Linked DNA regions of Homo sapiens: region 1 is linked to region 2. Evidence: read pairs that join two places in POLR2A ChIA-PET (ENCODE). Cell type or tissue: OCI-LY7. All regions are shown on one strand. Links, peaks and the distances in the headings refer to the core of each region. The heading gives the core; the rest is flanking DNA.

Region 1 (12,687 bases), core at 4,111-6,610, 360 kb after region 2:
TTTTAAGTGACCCATCTAAAGTATATTATTCAATGTTTTTTAGTATTCACAGTTATGCAATCATCACCACAATCCATTTTATTTTATGTTTTTTAGTAGAGACAGGGTCTCACTATGTTGCTCAGGCTGGTCTCAAACTCCTGTCCTCAAGCGACCCTCCCACCTTGGCCTCCCAAAGTGCTGGGATTACAGACATGATCCACTGTGCCAGCCACCACAATCCATTTTAGAACACTGTCATACCCCAAAAGAAACCATATACCCCAGCCTGGGCAACATGGCAAAACCTTGCCCCTACAAGAAATAACAAAAATTAGCCAGCTGTGTAATCCCAGCACTTTGGGAGGCCGAGGTGGGTGGATCACCAGAGGTCAGGAGTTTGAGACTAGCCGGGCCAATATGGTGAAACCTTGTCTCTACTAAAAATACAAAAATTAGCCAGGCGTGGTTGCGTGTGCCTGTAGTCCCAGCTACTCAGGAGGCTGAGGCAGGAGAATCACTTGAACCCGGGAGGCGGAGGTTGCAGTGAGCCAAGATCACACCATTGCACTCCAGCCTGGGCAACAGAGTGAGACTCCGTCTAAAAAAAATAAAGAAACTGCTGATGTTGTCCCAGTGAAGGGAGTGGCAGAGGGCCAAGGGCGTTGAGCTGTATTTAGGAGGAGCTGGGAAGACCTGGGGTGGAGGGAAAGGCAGGTCCAGATGGCTGCAGGGCAGTGGGGGGATCTGTGGCTTTTGTTTGTTGAGATGGGGAACTAGGGGAAGAGGGGCAGGGTGGGGTGAAGCAGAGAGAAAGGCTGGAGGGTTGGATTTGAGGTGCCTGAGGACAATCATCTAGAAAGCAGCAGGGTGTGTTCACCTGGAGCTCAGGAGACAGATCTGACAGGAGATCGAGATCCAGGTGTTGTCAGTGTGGAGGTGGCCCTGAAACCATGGCCACGGGTGAGGCCTCACATACTCCAGTCCCCATAAGGAAGCACAGCCCTGAGGGCTGGGCGAGGGGAAGGCAGGAAGCACACAGGAGAGAGGCCAGAGCGGCAGGAGGTGAGCCAAGAGTCCACAGCACCAGGGACGCCACAGGGCTCCAGGGACAGGGCTGCAGGGAAATGCTCCCTGGTACCATCCTGGTCCCGGCCCTTCGTCCCCCTCTCCCCACTGCCACAAAACCTCCTCCTGTCTCTCCACCCTGCCTCTTTCCCCAGCCTGTCCAAAGAGGGCAAAGTCCAGGCTCCTGCCCCTCAGGAGCAGTGTGATGTAGGACAAAGAGCATGAGATCGCAGGCCTGAGGCCAGGGCCTTTATTCCTCGCTGTGTGACCAGGGCCCCCTTTTTCTCCTTTTTTCTTCCTTTTTTTTTTTTTTTTTTTTTTTGAAACAGAGCAAGACTCTATCGCCCAAGCTGGAGTGCAGTGATGCAATCCCAGCTCACTGCAACCTCCGCCTCCCGGGTTCAAGCGATTCTCCCACCTCAGCTTCCCGAGTTAGGATTACAGGCACGTTCCACCATGTCTGGCTGGTTGTTTGTATTTTTAATAGAAACGGGGTTTCGCTGTGTTGCCCAGGCTGATCTTGAACTCTTGGCCTCAAGTGATCCACCCACCTCAGCCTCCCAAATTGCTGGGATTACTGGCGTGAGCCATGGCGCCTGGCCACGACCAGGGCCCTTAACCTCTCACCCCCATTCCTTCATCTGTTTAAAAATCAAACCAAGGAAAATGTCCCTAGGTTGCTCTGAGGATCCAACGTGATTATGTACACGGGTGTTTTGCAACTGCAACGATTAAGTACATCGTGACAGGTGCTGATTAGGATCTTGGCATTCAAGATCTCATACAGTCTGCACCTGGTCCAATTCTCCAAGCCTTTGGCCAACCAAATCCCTTCTGAGTCTTTGCCTTTGGTCAGCATCTACCTTTCTCCCAGATCACAGGCAAAACCTCAGCTCACTGCAACCTCCACCTCCTGGGCTCAACCAATCCTACCACGTCAGCCTCCCAAGTAGCTGGGACCACAGACACACACCACCATGTCCGGCTAAATTTTTGTATTTTTAGTAGTGATAGGGTTTCACCATGTTGCCCAGGCTGGTCTCCAACTCCTGAGCTCAATCGATCCCCCTGCACTGGCCCTCCAAAGTGCTGGGATTACAGGCGTGAGCCGCTGTGCCTGGCCTGTTTAAATCTTTGATCCATTTAAAGGTATCCTGATATCGGTGTGAGAGATGGATTCAGCTCTCCTTTTTTCCAGATGGCTATACGCTTGTCCAGATAGTATTTACTCACAGGCCACCTCTGCCCCAGCCGCTGTCCTCTCCTCTCTAACTAACCTTCAGCTCCTCCTCTCTGCTCTCTGCTTATCCCCAGCCTGTCATAAGAACTAGATCTACAGACCCCACATCTCCTGAGAACCCCTTCCTGATCAGCTCCCAGGGGGCTCTTGCTCCCCTGCAGTCTCGAAATCCCAACTGCCTGCCCCCTTCCTCCATCCTCCCTTCCTCCATCCTCCCTTCCTCCATCCTCCTGCGGGCACAGTGGCTCAATTCTGTAATCCCAGCACTTTGGGAGGCCTAGGTGGGTGGATCACTTGAGGTCAGTTTAAGACCAGCCTATTCAACATGGTAAAACCCCGTCTCTACTAAAAACACAAAAATTGGCCGGGCGCAGTGGTTCACACCTGTAATCCCAGCACTTTGGGAGGCCGAGGCAGGCGGATCACTTGAGGTCAGGAGTTCGAGACCAGCCTGGCCAACATGGTGAAACCACGTCTCTACTAAAAATACAAAAATTAGCCAGGCATGGTGGCAGGTGCCTGTAATCCCAGCTACTTGGGAGGCTGAGGCAGGAGAATTGCTTGAAGCTGGGAGGCGGAGGTTGCAGTGAGCCAAGATTGCACCATTGCACTCCAGTCTGGGTGACAGAGAGAGACTGCCTGTCAAAAAAAGCCACAAAAATTAGCCGGGTGTGGTGGAACATGCAGTAATAATCCCAGCTATTTGGGAGGCTGAGGCAAGAATCACTTGAACCCAGAAGGCAGAGGTTGCGGTGAGCTGAGTTTGCGCCACTGCACTCCAGCCTGGGCGACAGAGCAAGACTCCATCTCAAAAAAAAAAAAAAAAAAAAATTTAGGCTGAGTGTGGGTTATAAGATTACACAGGATAAGGTGTATTAAGTAACTAGCACAAGATGGGTTAATCTATGCTAGTGCCCACATCTGGTAAATCATTTTGAGTTCAGCCAGCTTCTGGTCAGCCCTGTGCCTATCCATGATTCTTATTCTGTTCTTACCGAGTGCAAAATAATTCATAGATTTTTGTTTTTTGGTTTTACAGTTTTTTTTTTTTTTGAGACAGGCTGTCACTCTGTCATCCAGGCTGCAGTGCAGTGACACAACTACAGCTCTTGTAACCTCAACTTCCCAGGCTCAAGCCATCCTCCCACCTCAGCCTCCCAAGTAGCTGACTCCAGGAACACACCACCACACCCAGCTAATTTTTATATTTTTTGTAGAGATGAGGTCTCACTATGTTACCCAGGCTGGTCTCAAACTCCTAGGCTCCAAGTGATCTCTCACCTCAGCCTCCCAAAGTGTTGGGATTACAACCACACCCATCTGTATTTTCTTTTCTTTCTTTTTTTTTTTAAGACGGATCTCGCTCTGTTGCTCAGGCTGGAGGGGCAATGGCACGATCTCAGCTCACTGCAACCTCCACCTCCTGGGTTCAAGTGATTCTCCTGCCTCAGCCTCCCGAGTAGCTGGGACTACAGACATGCACCACCACGCCTGGCTGATTTTTGTATTTTTTAGTAGAGACAGGGTTTCATCATGTTGCCCAGGCTGGTCTTGAACTCCTGACCTCCAGTGATCCACCCACCTAGGCCTCCCAAGTGCTAGGATTATAGGTGTGAGCCACTGCGCCTGGCCTGTTTAAATCTTTGATCCGTTTAAAGGTATCCTGATATCAGTGTGAGAGATGGATTCAGCTCTCCTTTTTTCCAGATGACTACACGCTTGTCCAGATAGTATTTACTCACAGGTCCATCGGCAGCCCCCTGCGAGCAGGTGCGTTCTGTATAATGAGTGTCCATGTCCTCTGTATACTGGGGTCCTGTTTCTGGGCCTCTGTTACTCTGCAGTCTGCCCGTGGGCTAGTGCGGCACACTAAGTTTCTGATGTCAGATCGGCCATTCTTTTCCCATTGCTCTTCTCAGTATGTCCTGGCTCTTCTTGTTTATCTTTTATTTTCTTTCTTTTTTTTTTGGAGACGGAATCTCGCTTTGTTGCCCAGGCTAGGGTGCAATGGCGTGATCTCGGCTCACTGCAACCTCTGACTTCCTAGTTCAAGAAATTCTCCTGCCTCAGCCTCCCGAGTAGCTGGGATTACAGGCACCCGCTACCACACCTGGCTAATTTTTGTATTTTTGTAGAGACGGGGTTCACCAGCCGGCATGGTGGCTCACACCTGTAATCTCAACATTTTGGGAGGCCAAGGCGGGCAGATCACTTGAGGTCAGGAGTTCGAGCCTGGCCAACATGGTGAAACTCTGTCTCTACTAAAAATCCAAAAATTAGCCAGGTGTGATGGCACACGCCTATAGTCCCAGCTACTCAGGAGGCTGAGGCAGGAGAATCGCTTGAACCCAGGAAGCAGAGATTGCAGTGAGCTGAGATTACGCCATGGCACTCCAGCCTGGGCAACAAAGCACGCCTCTGTCTCAAAAAAAAAAAAAAAAACGGCCAGGCGCGGTGGCTTATGCCTGTAATCCCAGCACTTTGGGAGGCTGAGGCGGGCGGATCACCAAGTCAGGAGATCGAGACCATCCTGGCTAACACAGTGAAACCCCATCTCTACTAAAAATACAAAAAATTAGCTGGGCGTGGTAGTGGGCGCCTATTGTCCTAGCTACTTGGGAGGCTGAGGCAGGAGAATGGCGTGAACCCAGGAGGCAGAGGCTGAAGTGAGCCGAGATCGCACCACTGCACTCCAGCCTGAGCAACAGAGCGAGACGCCGTCTCAAAAAAAAAAAAAAAGAGAGAGAGGAGATGAAGTTTCACCATGTTGGCCAAGCTGGTCTTGAACTCCTGACGACGTCATGATCCGCCTGCCTCAGCCTCCCAAAGTACTGGGATTACAGGCATGAGCCACCACGCCCGGCCTTGTTTATATTTTCAATGTAAACTTTAGCATCAGCTTGTTTCCTTCCAGAAAAAAGGCTCTTGGTGTTTTTATTTGGATCATGTTAAATTTGTAAACTAAGAAGAACTGGCGTTTTGTGATGTTGAGTCTCCCTATCCGAGGACTTGCCATGTCTTTCCAGTTTCATGTCCTTTGGGAACATTTTCCTTATGGAGATTTTGCATGTTTCTTGTGACATTTGTTCCCAGATATTTTATCATCTTTGTTGATATTTTAAAGCAGACCTTATCTTCTTCCATCTTTTTTTTTTTTTTTGAGATAAGGTCTTGCTCTGTCACCCAGGCTGGAGTGCAGTGGTGTGATCATGGCTCACTGAAACCTCCACCTCCTGGGCTCAAGTGATCCTTCCACCTCAGCCTTCCATGTAGCTAGGACTACAGACATGTGCCACTGCACCCAGCTAATTTATTTATTTTTGTTTTTAAATTTATATCTATCTATTTATTTATTTATTGAGTCATGGTCTCATTTTGTTACCCAGGCTAGAGTACAGTGGTGTGAACACAGCTCATCCCAGCCTCGACCCTCTGGGTTCAAGCAATCCTCCTACCTCAGCCTCCTGAGTAGCTGGGACTATAGGCAAGTACCACCATGCCCACCTAATTTTTGTACTTTTTGTAGAGATGGGGTTTCGCCATGTTGCCCAGGCTGGTCTTGAATTCCTGAGCTCAAGTGATCTGCCCACCTCAGCCTCCCAAAGTGCTGGGATTACAGGCAGGAGCCACTATGCCCGGCCTCCCATTTTCTAGCTAGCTGTCATTTGTCTATGGGAAGGTATTGATTTCTCTGTACAAATGTTGATCTCACTTCCCTACTGAATTACTTGTCTGTGTGCAGTGGTTTGGCATTTGATCTCATACAGACAAAATTGTGTCTTTTTTTTTTCTTTTTTTAGAGACAGGGTCTTGCTATGTTGGCCAGGTTCATCTTGAACTCTTGGCCTCAAGCAATTCTCCTGCCTCAGCCTCCCAAAGTGCTAGGACTACAGGTGAAAGCCCCCACACCTGGCCTCAAGAAATCATGTCTAAATGGCACATTTAAACCGATGGCCAGGTGAGCTCCAAGGCTCTTCCACTGCCTGCTCTGCTTGTCCTGAGACCACTAGTGAAGACGAAAGTTCATTAAAGGAGCAAATAGGCCAGGCGCAGTGGCTCACACCAGTAATCCCAGCACTTTGGGAGGCTGAGGCAGGTGTATCACTTAAGATCTGGAGTTCAAGACCAGCCTGGCCAACATGTAGAAACTTCATCCCCACTAGAAATACAAAAAATTAGCTGGGTGTGGTGGCAGGCACCTGTAGTCCCAGCTACTCAGGAGGCTGAGACTGGAGAATTGCTTGAACCCAGGAGGCGGAGGTTGCAGTGAGCCGAGATCGCACCACTGCACTCCAGCCTGGGTGACACCGTGAGACTCCGTCTCAAAAAAACAAATAAAAACTATTTTGTTGTGAGTAAGGAATATAAGTTGTTTTTCAAATGCCTTCTGACCATAAGGCTGCTCTTCCAAACACTTTTGCAGCCTGAGAAAAGTAATCCATGGGAAGAAGACCTCTCCCCCTCAGCTGTAGAACTCAAAGTGCAGATGGGTGAGGAGCATGATCTCAAAACACAGGGCAGCCAGGCCAGCACCGTGGGAGGCCGAGGCGGGGAGATGACTTGAGGTCATGAGTTTGAGACTAGCCTGGCCAACATGGTGAAACCCCATCTCTACTAAAAATACAAAAATTAGCCAGGCGTGGTGGCAGGCGCCTGTAATCCCAGCTACTTGGGAGGCTGAGGTGGGAGTATCGCTTGAGCCTGGGAGGCAGAGGTTGCAGTGAGCCAACATCATGCCACTGCACTCCAGCCTGGGCGACAGAGACCGTGTCAAAAAAAAAAAAAAAAAAAAAAAAAAAGCATATAGCACCTCTCCCTTCGCTCTCTTTCTCCTGCTCTGGCAGTGTAAGATGTCCCTTCCCCATCACCTTCCACCATGATTGTAAGTTTCCTGAGGCCTCCCCAGCCATGTTTCCTGTACATCCTGCAGAACCATGAGCCAATTAAACCTCTTTCCTTTATAAACTACCAAGTCTCAGGTATTTTATAGCAGGGAGAACAAACTGATAACACCATTGCATTGTGGGGTTAGGGCCTCAAAGTATGAATTTGGCAGTGGGGGAGGTGCACAAAAAATCCCACAGAACTGGGTTCTTGGTCCTAGCTCCAGATCCTGCTGGTTATGTGACCTTGGGCGAGGTGGCTGATGCCTCTGAGCTTGTTTCCTCAGCAGTATGATGGAATGTGATGTTGGCCTCCTAGGGTTTTTGGGAGACATGGCTAATGTATATAATATCCAGCCTGGACAGGCACGGTGGCTCACACCTGTAATCCCAGGACTTTAGGAGGCTGAGGCAGGTTGATCACTTGAGGTCAGGAGTTTGAGACCAGCCTGACCAACATGGTGAAACCCCATCTCTACTAAAAGTACAAAAAATTAGCCAGGCCTGGTGGCCCATGCTTGTAATCCCAGCTACTCAGGAGGCTGAGGCAGCAGAATCGCTTGAATCCAGGAGGCGGAGGTTGCAGTGACCCGAATCGCATCATTGCACTCCAGCCTGGGCGACAAGAGCGAAACTCCATCTGGAAAAATAAAATAAAATAAAATATCCAGCCTAATGCCAGAGGAATCATATACTTCCTCAATAGATGTTTCTCTTCATCTATCCATCTGGGCAGACATGTTTTCTGCCACCTTCCCCCCTCTTCTTCCATAGTAGGAAAATGCCCAATTATTATTATTATTGACAAGGTCTCACTCTTTCATCCAGGCTGGAGTGCAGTGGCACAATCTTGGCTCACTGCAACCTCCGCCTCCCGGGTTCAAGCAATTCTCTTGCCTCAGCCTCCCAGGTAGCTGGGATTACAGGCACCCACCGCCACGCCCAGCCAATTTTTGTATTTTTAGTAGAGACGGGGTTTCACCGTATTGGCCAAGGTAGTCTTGAACTCCTGACCTTAAGTGATCCACCCACCTCGGCCTCCCAAAGTGCTGGGATTACAGGTGTGAGCCACCATGCCCAGCCAGAGAATACCCAATTTTTAGCTTGCATATGACTACCCAGAGTAAAGACCACCTGTCCCAGCTACTGACATTTAGGTGCAGCCATGTGACTCAGCTCTGGCCAATAGGATTCAAGTAAAATTTTCATATGACGGCCCCAGATAACCTTCCTGGAACCCCTTTCTCTTGCAATCATGTCTCCATCCTGTTGCTTCACTACCCATGTGATGTCTGGAGCTCTGGCTGCTGACACTGATGGCCACACCCTAGGGCAGCGGTCCCCAACCTTTTTGTCACCGGTTGCATGGAAAACAATTTCCCACGGTGGAGGGGGAACGGTTTTGGGATGAAACTGTTCCACCTCAGATCATCAGGTATTAGATTCTCATAAGGAGCGTGGAACCTAGATCCCTCGCGTACGCAGTTCACGTAGGGTTCGTGCTCCTGTGAGAATCTAGTGCCGCCGCTGATCTGACAGGAGGCGGTAATGCTTGCTCGCCCGCCATCATCTCCTGCTGTGGGGCCCAGCTCCTTACAGGCCACAGACCCGTACTGGGTTGGGTCCTTCTGCCCTAAGGGTTGTGGCATGGTGGGCTGGAAGGGGCCAGTGCTCTGCTCCTGGGAAGTTGATGGAGACAGTGGCTGAACCAGCCCTGGTGAGCTTACTGTGGACTTTGATGAATTCAAGCCACTATTGTGGGGCTCTGTCACTTTCAGGGCAGCTGAATCTAGTCCTGATACCCCATCATTCATGTCTGCCTACCAAGCAGCCAATCCCCACAGTCCCTGACATCTCCAGAATCCCCACCGCAAAGGGGAGCAAAGAAAAGACGTCTGTGGACATTTCCCATCTTTCTCTACTCAACCCTGCTACGTACGTAGTTCTCCACTCCCACGATTCCCTGTCTATAAATACTTTCATGGGGTGGAGGCAGATGAGGATGTGGAAGGGGGAAATCACTTCACTCTGAGCCATGCTGGGTGGTGTGTCATCTCCATCCCTGCACTCTAGTGTCTACTGAGCCGTCGAACACAGGCCCAGGTGCTGGAGACAGAGATGCATAAGAAAGTTACCAAACACCAGCCCTCAGGAAGCCGGAGATACCGTGGCAGATACTGAGCAGTAATCCATCCCAGAAGGCAGCGGGGCAAGGAGAGCAGAGGGGAGGCCGACTTGGATGGGGTCAGGAGAGACTTCAGAGAGACGGTGACTCCAGAACTGAGGCGTGGGGAAAGGAGGGAAAAAGGCTCATGCAGAAGCATGTGAGCATCCACCAAAGAAAAAACATCGAGTGTCAGCGGGGATGGCGAGAAACTGGAACCGCAGACCTCGCTGGTGGGAATGTATTAATAAGATGGTGCTGGCCAGGTGCAGTGGTTCACACCTGTAATCCCAGCACTTGGGGAGGCCGAGGCGGGTGGATCACTTGAGGTCAGGAGTTCGAGACTGGCCTGGCCAACAGGGTGAAACCCTGTCTCTACCAAAAATCTGAAAATTAGCTTCATGTGGTGGCGGGTGCCTGTAATCCCTCCCCACCCTCGGGAGGCAGGGGCAGGAGAATTGCTTGAAGCTGGGAGGCGGAGGTTGCAGCGAGCCAAGATGGTACCACTGCACTCCAGCCTGGGCAACAAGAGCAAAACTCTGTCTCAAAAAAAAAAAAAAAAAAAGCTCTGGAATTGGATAGCGGTGATGATTGCACAATATACTAAACAAACCCCACGAAGCTGTATATTTTTAAACATACAGTTTTTTGATGTTTTTTAATGTTATGTGAATTATATCTTAATACAAATAAGCTTTAAAAATCATTATGAGCCAGGTGCAGTGGCTCATGCCTGTAATCCAAGCAGTTTGGAAGGCTGAGACGGGAGGATTGCTTGATCCCAGGAGTTGGAGACCAACCTGGACAACATAGGAAAACCTCATCTCTACAAATAATAAAATAAAAATTAGCCAGGCATGGTGGTACACACCTGTGGTCCCAGTTATTCAGGAAGCTGAGGTGGGAGAATTGCATGAGTCTGGGCCGTCAAGGCTGCAATAAATCGTGATCATGCCACTGCACTGCCACTGGGCAACAGAGGAGGATCTCATCTCAAAAAAGAAAAAAAAGATTGTGATACAACCAACAAAAGTTATACTTTATGAAAAACTTAAAAAACATGGAAAACATCATCATAGTACAATGTTAAATGAAAGCGCATAATCTTACATGTACAGTAGGATTATAATTGTGTTAAAAACAAAAACACATCACTTAAATACAGGAAAAGCCCAGTGGAAAGAAATGTATCAATACTGGGACAGGAGAAAATCTGTTTCTGTCTTGGGAGTAATGACATGACCACCCTGCCTGATTTGCTATGGATTTGAGGAGGCTTTAGGCCCATTTTCTCATAGCCTGCTTCTTAGATTTGGAGCTCCCAAAAGTAGTCAACTTTTTTTTTTTTTTTTTTTTTCAGATGGAGTCTCACTCTGTCATCCAGGCTGGAGTGCAGCGGTGCGATCTCAGCTCACTGCAAGCTCCACCTCCCGGGTTCACACCATTCTCCTGCCTCAGCCTCCCAAGTAGCTGGGACTACAGGTGCCCTCCACCACGCCCAGCTAATTTTTTGTATTTTTAGTAGAGACGGGGTTTCACCATGTTAGCCAGGATGGTCTTGATCTCCTGACCTCATGATCCTCCTGCCTCGGCCTCCCAAAGTGCCGGGATTACAGGCGTGAGCCACCTCGCCCGGCCCATTTTTTGTTTTTGAGACGGGGTCCTGCACTCCCAGGCTGGAGTGCAGTGGCATGATTTTGGCTCACTGTAGCCTTGACCTCCCAGGCTCAAGAGAACCTTCCACCTCAGCCTCCCAAGGAGCTAGGACTACAGGCGCGTGCCACACATCCAGCGGTTTTTTTTTTTTTTTTTTTTTGGTAGAAACAAAGTCTCACTATTGTTGCCCAGGCTGGTCTTGAACTCCTGGGCTCAAGTAATCCTCCTGCCTCAGCCTTCCAAAGTGCTGGGAGAGGTAGTCATCCTTGAGTCAGGAACCGTAAATTGTCACGGAAGAAGACGTGGTCTGTGGCTAGGCGCGGTGGTTCACGCCTGGAATCCCAGCACTTTGGGAGGCCGAGGAAGGCAGATCACCTGAGGTTAGGAGTTCGAGACCAGCCTTGCCAACATGGTGAAACTCTGTCTCTACTAATAATAAAAAATTAGCTGGGTGTGGTGGCGCGTGCCTGTAATCCCAGCTACTCAGGAGGCTGAGGCAGGAGAACTGCTGAAACTTTGGAGACAGAGGTTGCAGTGAGCCAAAACCGCTGCCACTACATTCCAGCCTGGGCTACAGAGCGAGACTCTGTCTCAAAAAATAAAAAATAAAAGAAGACATGGTTTGCGGTGGATGTGGGACATGTCAACCCTTCCACACACAGACACCTCTACCTTCACGACAGGGCTGCACTCTGTTCTCTGTGTGCATTTGATGGCAGGCAGGGTGAAGATGGGCTTCCCACAGACACAGCAAAAATTCCTTTTATTTTATTTTTTGAGACAGATTTTCGCTCTTGTTGCCCAGGCTCGAGTGCAGTGGCGTGATCTTGGCTCACTGCAACCTCTGCCTCCCAGGTTCAAGCGATTCTCCTGCCTCAGCCTCCCGAGTAGCTGGGATTATAGGCACCTTCCACCACGCCTGGCTAATTTTTGTTGTATATTTAGTAGAGAAGGGGTTTCACCATGTTGGCCAGGCTGGTCTTGAACTCCTGACCTCAGTTGATCCACCCACCTCGGCCTCCCAAAGTGCTGGGATTACAGGAGTGAGCCACCGCGCCCAGCCAGAAAATTCTTTCTCACAGAAGCTCAGAAACAGGTGATGAGTGAGGAGGCGTGGTCACCCACAACAGTTGATGATCTGGTCAAAGAGAACCAAATGCCGAAAACCACAAAGCTGGAAGCCTTGAGACCCTCCAGCAAACTTGGGAACCCTTCTTCTCTGGCCTGGTATTGACATTTCCTGTAGCCTCTTTTTGGAATTTCCTGTAGCGAAACAACGGAGTTTCGCTCCTGTTGCCTAGGCTGGAGTGCAATGGCGCGATCTCAGCTCACAGCAACCTCCGCCTCCCGGATTCAAGCCATTCTCCTGCCTCAGCCTCCAGAGTAGCTGGGATTACAGGCAGGTGCCACCACGCCCAGATAATTTTTATAGTTTTAGTAGAGACGGGGTTTCACCATGTTGGCAAGGCTGGTTTCAAACTCCTAACCTCAAGTGATCTGCCTGCCTCGGCCTCCCAAAGTGCTGGGATTACAGGCATGAGCCACCTCACCCAGCTAGTTTTTTATTATTAGTAGAGACAGGGTTTCACCACGTTGGCCAGGCTGGTCTCAAACTCCTGACGTCAGATGATCCGCCCGCCTCGACCTCCTGAAGTGCCGGCATTACAGACGTGAGCCACCGCACCCGGCGCCCTGTA
Region 2 (2,500 bases), core at 1-2,500:
TTTTGGCCTGTTTTTTTTTTGAGATGGAGTTTTGCTCTTGTTGCCCAGGCTGGAGTGCAATGGCGCAATCTTGGCTCACCGCAACCTCCGCCTCCTGGGTTCAAGCGATTCTCCTGCCTCAGCCTCCCAAGTAGCTGGGATTACAGGCATGCGCCACCACTCCCGGTTAATTTTGTATTTTTAGCAGAGACGGGGTTTCTCCGTGTTGCCCAGGCTGGTCTCTAACTCCTGGCCTCAAGTGATTCCCCCCACCTTGGCCTCCCAAAGTGCTGGGATTGCAGGCATGAACCATTGCATCCAGCCTGGTCCTGCTTTTTATAAAGTGACAGAGCCTCACTGGGTGTCCTGCCTCAGAAGAGACTGAAGCCGACGAGAGAAGGAACACAGAGCTTCTTTTAGAGCAGGGTGCATTACACTGGGCCTATTGTTCTGTTCTTGCTATGCTTATTTTCTTCCTGCATCTCCCCATTCAGTTATCTGGCTGCGGCATTGTGTACTGCAGGACTAGAGAGGCTTGTGAACAGCTGGCCATAGAGCTCAGCTGCAGGGGTGTGAACGCCAAGGCTTACCATGCAGGTAAGGGGCACCCAGGCCACTTGAGTCTCTTCACCCTCAGAGGCTTCTTAGCTGGTCTCTTGTTCTTTACAGATCCTGGTTATCAGGTGACCCACCATCTTATTGCAGATACTCAGGCAGAGCTAAAGTGATACACTTAAATCCCCTAAAAGGAGTCTAGACATGAATGAGGTCTAAAATGAGAATTGTGACTCCTGAGTTCTTCCCACTGTATGCCTACCCAGCAGCAGGTGATACGTTTTTACAAGCCAAGGTAATGGTGTTGTAGGAAGAGCACAGGCTTTGGAGGCCAACGGACTTGGGCTTGAATCATGGCCCTAACCTTTGCCAAATGCTCTGTGCCACACATGGGCTAGGGTCTTTGTGCCTGTCAGCTGAGGCTCAGTAAAGTTAAGCGCCTGATGTTAAGGTCAGACAGCTGGGAAGTGAAAGATTCAGGGTTTGTGAAGTGCCTAGCACACAGTGTCAAACCCAAAATAGGCCCCCGGTAAACCCAAGGGAAATGTGAGTTCCCTTCTCCATCTTCCCCTCCTTTACAGGGCTGAAGGCCTCTGAAAGAACGCTGGTGCAGAACGACTGGATGGAGGAGAAGGTCCCTGTAATTGTTGCAACCATTAGTTTTGGGATGGGAGTGGATAAAGCCAATGTCAGGTGAGCTTTGGTTCTTGCCCTGCCCTCCTGGTCTGGGCCTGGCTCAGGGTGGATTGCCTAGTGCTGTGCCCAAAGGACCAGGTGCATGTGCTCCTTCGAGGGCTAGAGGGGAAGGAAGCTCCAGGAGAGAGTCCTTAGAATACAGCCTGAATGCTGACAGCTCCTGTGCGGCCTGCTCCCAGGTGACTGCACGGCATGGTTCTGGCACCCCCCAGGATGGGGCAGCATGCAGTCTGTCAGGCTTGTCCTTTAACATAGTCCTGTTCACTCACATCTCAGTAGGTGGATCCTATGAGGAGGTGGGAATAAAGGAACTATAGTCATGCACCTCATGTTGATGTTTCGGTCAATGACAGACTGCATAGACTGAGATCCTGTAAGATTGTAATGGAGTTGAAAAATTCTTATGGCCTAGTGATTTGCATTACAGTTGCCTACAATATTCAGTGCAGTTAACACTCGATACATGTTTACAGCCTAGCTGTGCAGGCTGCAGTACCATCTAGATTTATGTAAAGACTATCCACCGTAATGTTTGCACAATGATGAAATTGCCTAACAAGTCATTTCTCAGAACGTATCCCTGGCCGGGCACAGTGGTCCACACCTGTAATCCCAGCACTTTGGGAAGCCAAGGCAGGTGGATCGCTTGAGTTCACGAGTTTGAGACCAGCTTGGGCAACGTGGCCAAACCTCCATCTCTACAAAAAATACATAAAAATTAGCCAGGTGTGGTGGTGCGTGCCTGTAGTCCCAGCTACTTGGGGGGCTGAGGTGGGAGGATTGCTTGAGCCCGGGAGGCGGAGGTTGCAGTGAGCTGAGATCATGCCACTGCACTTCAGGCTGGGCAACAGACCAGGACCCTGTCTTAAAAAACAAACAAAAACACCAAAAACCAAAACACAATATGTATTCCCATCATTAAGTAATGTGTGACTGTATTTTAAGCTACTCCCTGTGGAAGGTCAAAGGCAAGGCTCTTAGAACCATCATTCCTTTTTATTGCTTACTAATAGTCTAGAAGAGTCGGGGTGCATCCCAGCCTCCTAGCCCCACACTGGCAACTAATAGGAAGTCTTTTATATCTGGCCATGACCTTCAAGAGGCGTTTTGGGCTACAGCCTGAAGCCCTTTGGTCTGATTAACGACAAATAATAATACCTTGTATGATTTACGGAGCATGTTTGCATACATGGTCTTCGTGAACCTCACAGTGACCCTGAGTTAGGGACGAAATTTTATAGTGCGTTACATTTGAAAGAACACCGACTTC

What was found. Peaks named below come from ENCODE experiments on the same cell type or tissue, not always from the same donor. Only the 100,000 strongest peaks of a DNase experiment are listed, where the experiment ranks them.
Region 1: POLR2A ChIA-PET joins it to region 2 with 5 read pairs; 4 of 35 experiments call an interaction of 5 or more read pairs at or near these places.

Annotation. Positions count from the first base shown.
Region 1 is chr17:75,297,732-75,310,418 of GRCh38, reverse strand. It overlaps LOC124904059 (a long non-coding RNA gene), which reads right to left. Exons shown (of 2, transcript XR_007065908.1): 2 at 12,540-12,687. Among named protein-coding and RNA genes, the nearest start is that of SLC25A19, 15 kb to the right of the region's middle. RefSeq lists enhancers at 8,750-9,250, 12,331-12,410, 12,581-12,687. In OCI-LY7, for the core only: no CTCF peak of the experiment used is centred there; no DNase peak of the experiment used is centred there.
Region 2 is chr17:75,659,682-75,662,181 of GRCh38, reverse strand. It overlaps RECQL5 (RecQ like helicase 5), which reads left to right. Exons shown (of 20, transcript NM_004259.7): 5 at 474-576; 6 at 1,116-1,227. Among named protein-coding and RNA genes, the nearest start is that of RECQL5, 6.2 kb to the left of the region's middle. In OCI-LY7, for the core only: no CTCF peak of the experiment used is centred there; no DNase peak of the experiment used is centred there; H3K27ac peaks cover 1,205 bases.